2 separate regions of the Homo sapiens genome follow, and region 1 is linked to region 2. Evidence: read pairs that join two places in POLR2A ChIA-PET (ENCODE). Cell type or tissue: HepG2. All regions are shown on one strand. Each heading gives the region's core, and the rest is flanking DNA. Links, peaks and the distances in the headings are about the cores only.

Evidence for each region. ChIA-PET counts read pairs that join two places held together with the same protein. Peaks named below come from ENCODE experiments on the same cell type or tissue, not always from the same donor. Only the 100,000 strongest peaks of a DNase experiment are listed, where the experiment ranks them.
Region 1: POLR2A ChIA-PET joins it to region 2 with 7 read pairs; 4 of 35 experiments call an interaction of 5 or more read pairs at or near these places.

Annotation. Positions count from the first base shown.
Region 1 is chr3:49,464,456-49,467,336 of GRCh38, forward strand. It overlaps the pseudogene RNA5SP130. Among named protein-coding and RNA genes, the nearest start is that of DAG1, 4.4 kb to the right of the region's middle. RefSeq lists an enhancer at 298-798. In HepG2, for the core only: no CTCF peak of the experiment used is centred there; DNase peaks (open chromatin) are centred at 629, 916, 1,376 and 1,766; H3K4me3 peaks cover 729 bases.
Region 2 is chr3:49,151,193-49,159,136 of GRCh38, forward strand. It overlaps the pseudogene LAMB2P1. Among named protein-coding and RNA genes, the nearest start is that of CCDC71, 11 kb to the right of the region's middle. In HepG2, for the core only: no CTCF peak of the experiment used is centred there; no DNase peak of the experiment used is centred there.

The DNA of each region.
Region 1 (2,881 bases), core at 1-2,500, 310 kb after region 2:
GGGCGCCTGTAATCCCAGCTACTCAGGGGGCTGAGGCAGGAGAATCGCTTGGGCCCGGGAGGCGGAGGTTACAGTGAACAGAGATGGAGCCACTGAACTCCAGCCTGGGCCACAGAGTGAGATTTCGTCTCAAATAAATAAATAAATAAATAAATAAATAAATAAATAAATAAATAAATAAATATTGGCCCGGCGCGGTGGCTCACGCCTGTAATCCCAGCACTTTGAGAGGCAGAGGAGGGTGGATCACGAGGTCAGGATATCGAGACCATCCTGGCTAACACGGTGAAACCCTGTCTCCACTAAAAATACAAAAAATTAGCTGGGCGTGGTGGTGGGCGCCTGTAATCTCAGCTACTCGGGAGGATGAAGCAGGATAATGGCGTGAACCCGGGAGGCGGAGCTTGCGGTGAGCCGAGATCGCACCACTGCACTCCAGCCTGGGCGACAGAGCAAGACTCGGTCTCAAAAAAAAAAAAAAAGATTAAATAAATAAATAAATAAATTGCCAGGCATGGTGGCAGGCCCTGCGCCTGTATTCCCAGCTACTCAGGAGGCTGAGGCAGGAGAATCACTTGAGCCCAGGAGGCAGAAGTTGCAGTGAGTCAAGATTGCGCCACTACATTCCAGCCTGGGTGACAGAGGGAGAATGTTTAAAAAAAATAAATAAATAAAATAAAAATAAAGAAGGCCAGTCGCGGTGGCTCACGCCTATAATCCCAGCACTTTGGGAGGCCAAGGCGGATGGATCACCTGAGGTCAGGAGTTTGAGACCAGCCTGGCTGGCTAACATGGTGAAACCCCGTCTCAACTAAAAATACAAAAATTAGCTGGGCGTGATGGCAGGCGCCTGTAATCCCAGCTACTCTGGGGGTGGAGGCAGGAGAATCGCTTGAACTCGGGAGGCGAAGGTTGCAGTGAGCCGAGATTGCGCCATCGCACTCCAGCCTGGGGAACAAGAGCGAAACTTTGTCACAAAAAAAAAAAAAAAGAATAGGCCGGGTGCGGTGACTCACGCCTGCAATCCCAGCACTTTGGGAGGCTGAGGCAGGCGGATCACCTGAGGTTGGGAGTTCGCAACAACAGCGAAACTCCATCTCAAAAAAAGAAAGGTGTCTTTTATTTATTCAACCAACAGTCCCCCTTGCTATGGGGTTCCTGCCCCATAGGACTCTCTGTTCCTAGAGGGACAGGTGTGGAAGCTGTGGCCCAGTTGACTGGAGGAATGCTCTTTGCCAGCCATGTATGGAGGGGTCTGGTGGAAGTGCTGGAGTGGAGGGCCCTGCAAGGGGAGGAACTGGCTTCTGGGAAGGCTGGTGGTGACCCACAAACACGCCTACTGGCAGTTTATCTCGGATGAACTTATCAGTCCTTTCTTTCTGCCAGAGCTGCCAAACAATCAGCCTTCTGTTAAATCCAGACAAAAGGGACTCCTCCCTTGCCGTGACTTGGCTGGCCCTGCTTGCTAGCCCTCTGCCTCAGGCAGGCCTGTGGGCCTGGCATTTGGGTCAGGAGCCTCCACCCTTGACCAGCACCAGCCCCTGCCCCTCTCTGTCAGGCCTGGAGAGGAATCAGCAGCAGAGGCCTCCCTCCCCTGGGAAGAATCTGAGGATGAGCACTGGTCCTTGACCCTCAGCTTCTCAGAAACACGCCAGGGTAAAAAGCCCTGGAATCCTAGGACCATCAGAAAGTTTGGTCCACGTAATGTCCCTTGGATTTGTTCTAACTAAAATCAAGGTCTTAGTTTAAGTCACATGAGCCCCAAGCAAACACTAGGACATTTGCCTTGGGCTTTGCACAGGGCATGGACCTTTGGAGTAGCAACTTGCTTCCTTCCTTCCAAAACCAAAATTGAGCCTCTGCTATCTGCCACTTGCTGTTAGGTGGTGGTTGCTATGTGGGGCCAAGCAAGTTGGTCTCTAGCATCAAGGGCTCATACTTCAGTGGAGGAGACAAACCTTAATCAGATAATCTTCCTGAATCCTCAGGTTGAGGGTCTATGTGGATGAAACACTGGGGGCTGAAGGCCCAAGAGAGTTGGGGACTGACAGGCCCGAAGATCCTCATTCTTTGCCTCTTGATCAGTCCTCCCCATTCCATACCACATGGGTCCTTTGAGTAGCTGCTCCTGGGAGTAACCCAGGCCTCATTTTTTTTTTTCTTTCTTTCTTTCTTTTTTTTTTTTTGAGACGGAGTCTCACTCTGTTGCCCAGGCTGGAGCGAAGTGGTGCAATCTTAGCTCACTGCAACCTCTGCCTCCTGGGTTCAAGTGATTCTCCTGCTTCAGCCTCCTGAGTAGCTGGGATTACAGGTGTGTACCACCACGCCTGGCTAATTTTCATATTTTTAGTAGAGAAGGGATTTCACCATATTGGTCAGGCTGGTCTGGAACTCCTGACCTCGTGATCCACCCACCTCAGCCTCCCAAAGTGTTGGGATTACAGGCATGAGCCACCGCGCCCAGCCTTTTTATTTTTTCTTGAGTCAGGATCTTACTCTGTCACCTGGCTGGAGTGCAGTGGCATGACTGCAGCTCACTGCAACCTCCACCTCCCAGGCTCAAGTGATCCACCTCAGCCTCCTGAGTATCTGGGACCACAGGTGGGTGCCATATGCCTTGCTAATTTTTTAATTTTTTGTAGAGATGGGGGTCTTGCTAACATGTTGCGCAGTCTGGTCTCAAACTTCTCCCATCCAAGTACTAACCAGGCCCAACCCTGCTTAGCTTCTGAGATCAGACGAGCTTGGGTGCATTCAGGGTGGTATGGCCATGGACAGCTCTTGAACTTCTGAGCTCAAACGATCCAGCTGCCTTAGTTTCCCAAAGTGCTGGGATTACAGGTATGAGCCACTGAGCCTGGCCCAGACCTCATTTTTGGTT
Region 2 (7,944 bases), core at 2,402-4,901:
GATTTCTTTCTGCTTCTGACCCTCCTGATACTTATACTTGCTGGAGAACCTGGCCAAGTTTGGCTTCAGCTGTGGCCAAGGGCAGCACAGAAATACCCAGATTAGACCAGGCGCCATGTGGCACGCCTATAATCCCAGCACTTTGAGAGGCCAAGGTGGGCGGATCACCTGAGGTCAGGAGTTCGAGACCAGCCTAGCCAATATGGTGAAACTTCGTCTCTACTAAAAATACAAAAATTCGCCAGGTGTGGTGGTGCATGCTTGTAATCTCAGCTACTCGGGAGACTGAGGCAGGAGAATCGCTTGAACCCGGGAGGCGGAGGTTGCAGTGAGCTGAGTTTGTGTCATTGCATGCCACCCTGCCTGGGCGACACAGCAAGACGCTGTCTCAAATTAAAAAAAAAGAAAAAAAAAGAAAAAGAAATACCCAGATTAGTGCTCATGGCAGTGGCAGCCACAGAGGTGGGGGTGGGATATGCAGAGACTCACCACTGCAGAATACCTGAGGGAGCACAGAGGTGAGGAGGGGTCAGGGTGAAGTCTTGATTCTTGCCATTTGACCATGAATTCCAGGCCCCGCCCTGTACCTGTTACTGTAGCATCTGCAAAGTTAAAGTCACAGGGCCAGCAGCCTGGGTGGGGGCGGGGTCACTGCCCAGACCCTAGAACTCAGGCTGTAGGAGACTGTAGTTGGGTTGGGGAAGGCAAGAAGATCTGGACAGGAAGAGGAGGGGAGGGGCCTGATAAGTCTTATATTGGGTCTGCCTATGGTGGGAAAAGGGGTGAGAAAGGGCCTGAATGTTCCTCTGACTGCATCTGAAAGTGAGAGAGAAGATCATGGTGCACTCCTGAGTAACTTCACAGAGAGACATAAGAAGGAGATGAGGACACAACCAGGGTTAAATAAAAGTTAAGCCAAGAGGCCGGGCACAGTGGCGCACGCCTGTAATCCTAGCGTTTTGGGAGGTTAAGGTGGGTGGATCACGAGGTCAGGAGTTCGAGACCAGCCTGGCCAAGATGGTGAAACCCCGTCTCTACTTAAAAAAAAAAAAAAATTAGCCGGGCGTGGTTGCGGTTGCCTGTAATCCCAGCTACTCGAGAGGCTGAGGCAGGAGAATCACTTGAACCCAGGAGGCAGAGGTTGCAGTGAGCTGAGATTGCGCCACTGCACTCCAGCCTGGGTGACAGAGTGAGACTCCATCTCAAAAAAAAAAAAAAAGTTAAGCAAAGAGTTTGTAACATTCGAGGCAAAGAGAGGATGGAGTTATTCCTTGGACTAAGTCTTCCTCTAAACAAGTTTGCTGGAAAAAAAACAAAACAAAACAAAACAAAACAAAAAAACACCTTTGGCCGGGTGTGGTGGCTCACACGAGTAATCCCAGCACTTTGGGAGACCAAGGCGGGCAGATCATTTGAGGTCAGGAGTTGGAGACCAGCGTGGCTGACATGGTAAAACTTCGCCTCTACTAAAAATACAAAAATTAGCCAGGTGTGGTGGTGTGTGCCTGTAATTCCAGCTACACAGGAGGCTAAGGCATGAGAATCGCTTGAACTCGGGAGGTGGAGGTTGCAGCGAGCCGAGGTTGCACCACTGCACTCCAGCCTGGGTGACAGAGCAAGACAAGACTCTGTCTCAAAAACAAAAACAAAGACAAAAGCCTTTAAATCCAGTGTATAATACAAGTTTAATCAATTTCCCTTTTGTTTCCGAAACTCCCACCTGAGGGCATATACAGGTTCAGCTAGCCAAAGTGATGCTGACCCTGGTGACCAAGTCAGTGAGCGGCACCCACCCAAGTACAAGGCTCAGTCCACAGTCATGATAACTATAGCCTTATACTCATTATAAGGCTATAGCTCCAAGAAGCTCAGTGCCAAAGGTCAAGGTTAAATCAGAAGGTGGGCCAAGCCTCACCAGACAATGGCTACCGTCCTGCCCAGAGACAAAGCATTTGCAGTGACAGGTACCACTGGAGGGATAACAGACATGAGTACCAGGGACCTGAACCCTGGGGTCACACCTGCAGGCGAAGGCTTAGGGCTCTTAGCTTGCTAATGGAACTGCAGTGAGGTGGGTAGGTGCGTGTGTTATCAGGGCAGTAACTGGGGGCAGAGCCAGGAGGACATGGAGGCGGGGGCCCACCCTGAGTGTCACTCACACTGGCAGCTCTGAGGTTGGGTGGAGCTCAGGCCATAGTGACCAGGCCAGTAGGAGTCACAGTGCTGACCCCATACACACACTTTGCAGCAACACTGCCCAGAGAGGAGGCCATGGATCTCATTAATGTGAGCATCACACAAATCCCCTTCCAGACACCCACAGGGTCACAGTCACAGGCTAGATCAGAGGTCAGAGGTTAAGGATGGAATTAGGTCAGAGGTCACCATGGAGCTGAAGGATAAGAGTCAGTGTTGGGATTAGGGGTTGAAGGACTCATGTCTGCAGGACCGAGGGGAACAGGGATCCTCTCAGGGATGACAGTAGAAGAAGGGCCAGCAGAACTCACAGTGGCGCCCAGCTGTGTTGTGCTGACACACATCACACACACCTCCACTCACATAACCAGACACACAGCTGTGTCAAAGTGACAACTGTAGACATGCCCATGGCACTCACATTCTGAGGCAGAACCAGAAAGGTAGATATGGGGTGGGCGGACCTGTGGCAGGTATGGCCAGGCAGAGTAGAGCATGGCATTCATCCCAGCAGGCATGGGGGTGCCCAGGCTCTGCTGCATGTCATGGATGATCCTGGTGCAGGTCTTGGCAGCACTCACAGTGTGCACCGACTGGTGGGGACAGATGCAAAGCCCATGTACCTGATAGGGAGGAGGGCAAGGCAGGCCTGCTCTGGAGTCCCAGCTTGCCCACCCCACCAGCAACAGAATGCCCCTCCCATTGTCCTCACCACATTGGCTGGGGTTCCAGGTGCAGACCTGCACTTAGAGGTGTGCCCAAGGCACAGGCAACTGCCTTTGGCTACAAGCTCATAGAAGGCATAGTAGTAGAAGGGGTGTCCCTTGAGGCCTCCCAGGGGCCTGTCACCCAGGGTGTGCAGTTTGGAGAAGTTTACACAGAGGTTAGTCACATGCAGGAGCTCTGGAGACACAGATGGTCAGACCTTGGGTGCCTTGGTCCTCACTTTCTATGACGAGGGAGGAGGGAAAGGAATGGGGGAGTCTTTCCCCTCTCCACATCCTTGTATCCACTCCTCCTGCCCTCATGCTATGGGGTTCTGTCATCCCTGCTTCCCTGGGAATGCTGTCTTAAGATGACCACAGCCTTCCCCATGGTGATAATTCCACTTCTGTAGTGAGGATCCCCTTTCTCCAATCCTGATTTTACTCCTGAACTGAGACCTGCACATCCCACTACTTCCTGGACACCCCACCATGGTATCATCAGGTATCTGAAACCTGCTTCCCTAATGCAGTAAAGGATTCTGCTTGTCATCCCATAGTCCAAACTAAAAATCTACTATCATTCAGCTAAACCACATAGGTACTACAATCGTGCACCCATCAGATTACAATGGAGAGGAAAAATTCATATTGTCTAGTGACATGGTGGCTGTCATAATGTTGTATGTAGCACAATACGTTACTCACGTTTGTGATGATACTGTGTAAACAAACCTACTGCATTGCTAGTCATATAAAAGTACAGCACATACAATTATGTACAGTAGGCTGGGCACAGTGGCTCACAGCTGTAATCCTAGCACTTTGGGAGACCAAGGCAGGTGGATCACCTGAGGTCAGGAGTTCGAGACTAGCCTAGCCAACATGGCGAAACCCCGTCTCTACTAAACAAATACAAAAAATCAGCCAGGCATGGTGGCGGGTGCCTGTAATCCCAGCTACTCTGGAGGCTGAGGCAGGGGAATCACTTGAACCTGGGGGACGGAGGTTGCAGTGAGCCAAGATCATGCCACTACACTCCAACCTGGGCAACAGAGTGAGACCCTGTCTCAAAAAAAAAAAAATTATGTTCAGTGTATAATACTTCATGATAATAAATGACTACTACTTGTTTATGCATTTACTATGCCATACTTTTTATCATTATTTTAGAGTGTGTGTCTTCTAGTTTTTTTTTTTTAATCTTTTTAAAAACATTTTTCAGATGGAGTGTAGCTCCATCGCCCAGGCTGGAGTGCAGAGGGGCGATCTCAGCTCACTGCAACCTCCACCTCCCAGGTTCAAGTGATTCTCGTGCTTCAATCTCCCGAGTAGCTGGGATTACAGGTGTGCACCACCACGCCTGGCTAATTTTTATATTTTTAGTAGAGACGGGATTTCGCCATGTTGGCCAGGTTGGTCTTGAACTCATGACCTCAGGTGATCCGCCCGCTCGGCCTCCTAAAGTGCTAGGATTACAGGTGTCAGCCACTGTGCCCGGCCAATGTTTATTTTTTTTTTAGAGAAAAGTTCTATGTTGCCCAGGCTGGACTGGAATTCCCAGACCCAAGCAATCCTCCCATCTCAGCCTCTTGAGTAGCTGAGACTACAAGCATGTACCACTATGCCCAGCTTTCCTTCTACTTTTTAAAAAAAGTAATTGTAAAACATGGTCGAGCACTGTAGCTCACGCCTATAATTCCAGAACTTTGGGAGCCAAGGTGGGCGCTAGCTTGAGTTCAGGAATTCAAGACCAGCCTGGACAACATGGTGAAACCCTGTCTCCACAAAAAAATACAAAAATTAGGCTGGGCACGGTGGCTTATGCCTGTAATCCCAGCATTTTGGGAGGCTAAGGCGGGTGGATCACGAGGTCAGGAGATCGAGACCATCCCGGCTAATATGGTGAAACCCCGTCTCTACTGAAAATACAAAAAATTAGCCAGGCATGGTAGCCAGTGCCTGTAGTCCCAGCTACTTGGGAGGTTGAGGCAGGAGAATGGCGTGAACCCGGGAGGCAGAGCTTGCAGTGAGCCGAGACAGCGCCACTGCACTCCAGCCTGGGCAACAGAGCGAGACTCCATCAAAAAAAAAAAAAAAAAGAAAGAAAAAAAAAAAAAGCCCAGGCACGGTGGCTCAAGCCTGTAATCCCAGCACTCTGGGAGGCTGAGGCGGGCAGATCGCCTGAGGTCAGGAGTTCGAGACCAGCCTGGCCAACACAGTGAAACCCCGTCTCTACTAAAAATACAAAAAATTAGCTGGGCGTGGTGGCGGGTGCCTGTAATCCCAGCTACTCAGGAGGCTGAGGCAGGAGAATTGCTTGAACCCGGGAGGCAGAGGTTGCAGTGAGCCAAGATTTCGCCATTGCACTCCACCCTGGGCAACAAGAGCAAAACTCCATCTCAAAAAAGAAAAAAAGAAAAAAACTTAGCCAGGCATGGTGGCACAGGCCTGTGGTCCCAGCTACTCGGGAGGCTGAGGTGGGAGGATCACTTGAGCCTGGGAGGCAGAGGCTGCAGTGGGCAGAGATGGTGCCACTGCACCCCAGCCTGGGCAACCTAGTGAGACCCTGTCTCAAAAAAAAATTAATTGTAAAACAGTCTCAGGCAGGTCCTTCAGGAGGTATCCAGAAGAAGGCATTGTTACCATAGATGACAGCTCCATGCATATTACTGCCCCTAAAGATCTTTTTCAGTGGGTCAAGATCTGGAGGTGGAAGACAGTGATATTGATGATCCTCACCCTATGTAGGCCTAGGCTAATGTGTATGTCTGTGTCTTAGTTTTTATTTTATTTTTTTTGAGACGGAGTCTTGCTCTGTCACCCAGGCTGGAGTGCAGTGGCACTATCTTGGCTCACTGCAAGCTCCGCCTCCTGGGTTCACGCCATTCTCCTGTCTCAGCCTCCCCAGCAGCTAGGACAACAGGTGCAGGCCACCATGCCTGGCTAATTTTTTTGTATTTTTAGTAGAGATGAAGTTTCACTGTGTTAGCCAGGATGGTCTCAATCTCCTGACCTCATGATCCGCCCACCTCCGCCTCCCAAAGTGCTGGGATTACAGGAGTGAGCCACCGCGCCTGGCAGTGTCTTAGTTTTTAACAAAAAAGTTTAAAATGTAAAAAAAAAATTTTTAACAGAGAAAAGCTTATCAAATACGGATAGAAAGGAAATATTTTTGTACAGCTCTACATGTGTTTTAAGCTAAGTGTTATAAAAGCTGTAAAAAGTTAAAAGTCTGTAAAGTAAAAAAAGTTCAGAAAGCTAAGGTTACTATTGAAGAAGGAAAAAATTTGTTTTTATACATTTAGTATAGCCCGTGTACAGTGTTTATAATCTACAGTAGTGTACAGTAATGTCCTAGGCCTTCACATTCACTCACCACTCCTCACTGACTCACTCCAAGTGCCATTCATGGTAAGTGCCCTATACAGGTGTACCATTTATCATCTTTTATACCATGTTTTTACTGTCCCTTTTCTATGTTTAGATACACAAATACCATTGTGTTAAAACTGCCTACAGTTTTCAGTACAGTCACATGCTGTACAGGTTTGTAGCCTAGGAGTAATAGGCTATACCAGATAGTCTAGAAGTGTGGTAGGCTATACAAGTACACTCTAGATGTTTCCACAACGATGAAACTGCGTAATGACACATTTCTCAGAATGTATCCCCATCATTAAACAATGCATGGTCACAGATGGGTTATTTATCAACTGTCTTTCTGACTTGATGTCCGTTCCAAGAAGGCAGATACCTTTTCTGCTGCTTCCCATCAAACACTGCCCAGAAGATGCCTGACAGAGTGTACAGCTCAATGGGTGCTTGTTATATGAATACATAGGTAAAGGAATGGGTCCATGGCTCCTCTCCCTGCTCCACATCTTAGGTCCATTACTAAGATACAGGAGGTCCGCTACCTCCTGTATCTTTCCTCTGCAGGCCTCTCCTCTTTTCTGATCTGAGGTGAAAAACAACAGCAGCTTGCAGACCTACCATGAGGGCTCAAGGTGAGCAGCTGGTAATAACTGCAGTTAAGGGGGGCAAGGAGTGCCCATTGGGTGTAGAGAAAAAACTAGTTTGGCGTTTGTCCTGCTCTGGTACCCTCCTGGCCTGATTCTGGGCTCTCCTACTAGGAGTCTTTAACAAAGACTTCTTTACAAGGAAGGTGTTACATCCAGAGATGCCCTGGTGCCACCTAGAGGCAGCTGCAGGGACAAAGGGCAAAGGTCAGGGTCATGAATGGAGTTGGAGGAGCAATGACAGGTAGACTATGACAGGGGCAGTGATGGGGGCCCACAAAGGGAAGAGTTATGAGGGGCAGTGATAGTAGAGACGGGGGACAGGTATGAGGAAATGAGGAACTATGATGGGGCCTCACAAAGGGATTCAATAATGGGGCAGAGTCATTATTGAAATTGTTCCCCATGCCAGTCCCTATACACTGGGTACAAGTATGGGGAACAGTGATGGGGTATAAATGGGAGGCCACAAAAAGGACCATGATGGGGCAGGGCTGGGGAACGGCCCTGGAAGACTGAGCTTGCCTACTTGCCCTGTCCCACCGGTGCCCACTCGGGGCAGGGCCTGTTTCCCCCAGTATCTACAAGCTCTGTCCTGACACACAAATGGTACAGGATTGCCTCTGGGGATGATTACCCTGAATCTCAGGGTTGTTTGGATCCTCTACTGGAATGGCTGGGTCCAGAACTTTGAAAATCACCTGGGAGAAAGAAGCAGGTTTGAGCATCCTATTTCACCTCAGGGCCCAACCCCCCTTTCCCTGGGCCTGACCTTGCCCTCAGTGGAAGGCTTGATGTCTGAGTAATGCTGGTCACAGACGAGGTCACTGACTCTGTGGCTAGGGGTAGGAGGGATCCCAAGAAAGAGGCTTGGGCAGTTGTGAACAAAGTATCTGTACATGTGCCAGGAGCGGCATGGTCCACTGAGTGCTCAAGGAGCACAGCTGCTAGGTGGAATGTCTGGGGAGTCACTAGGGACAAGCATCACTGGTGGCCATCAAATAGGGAAGCACAGGGTCAGC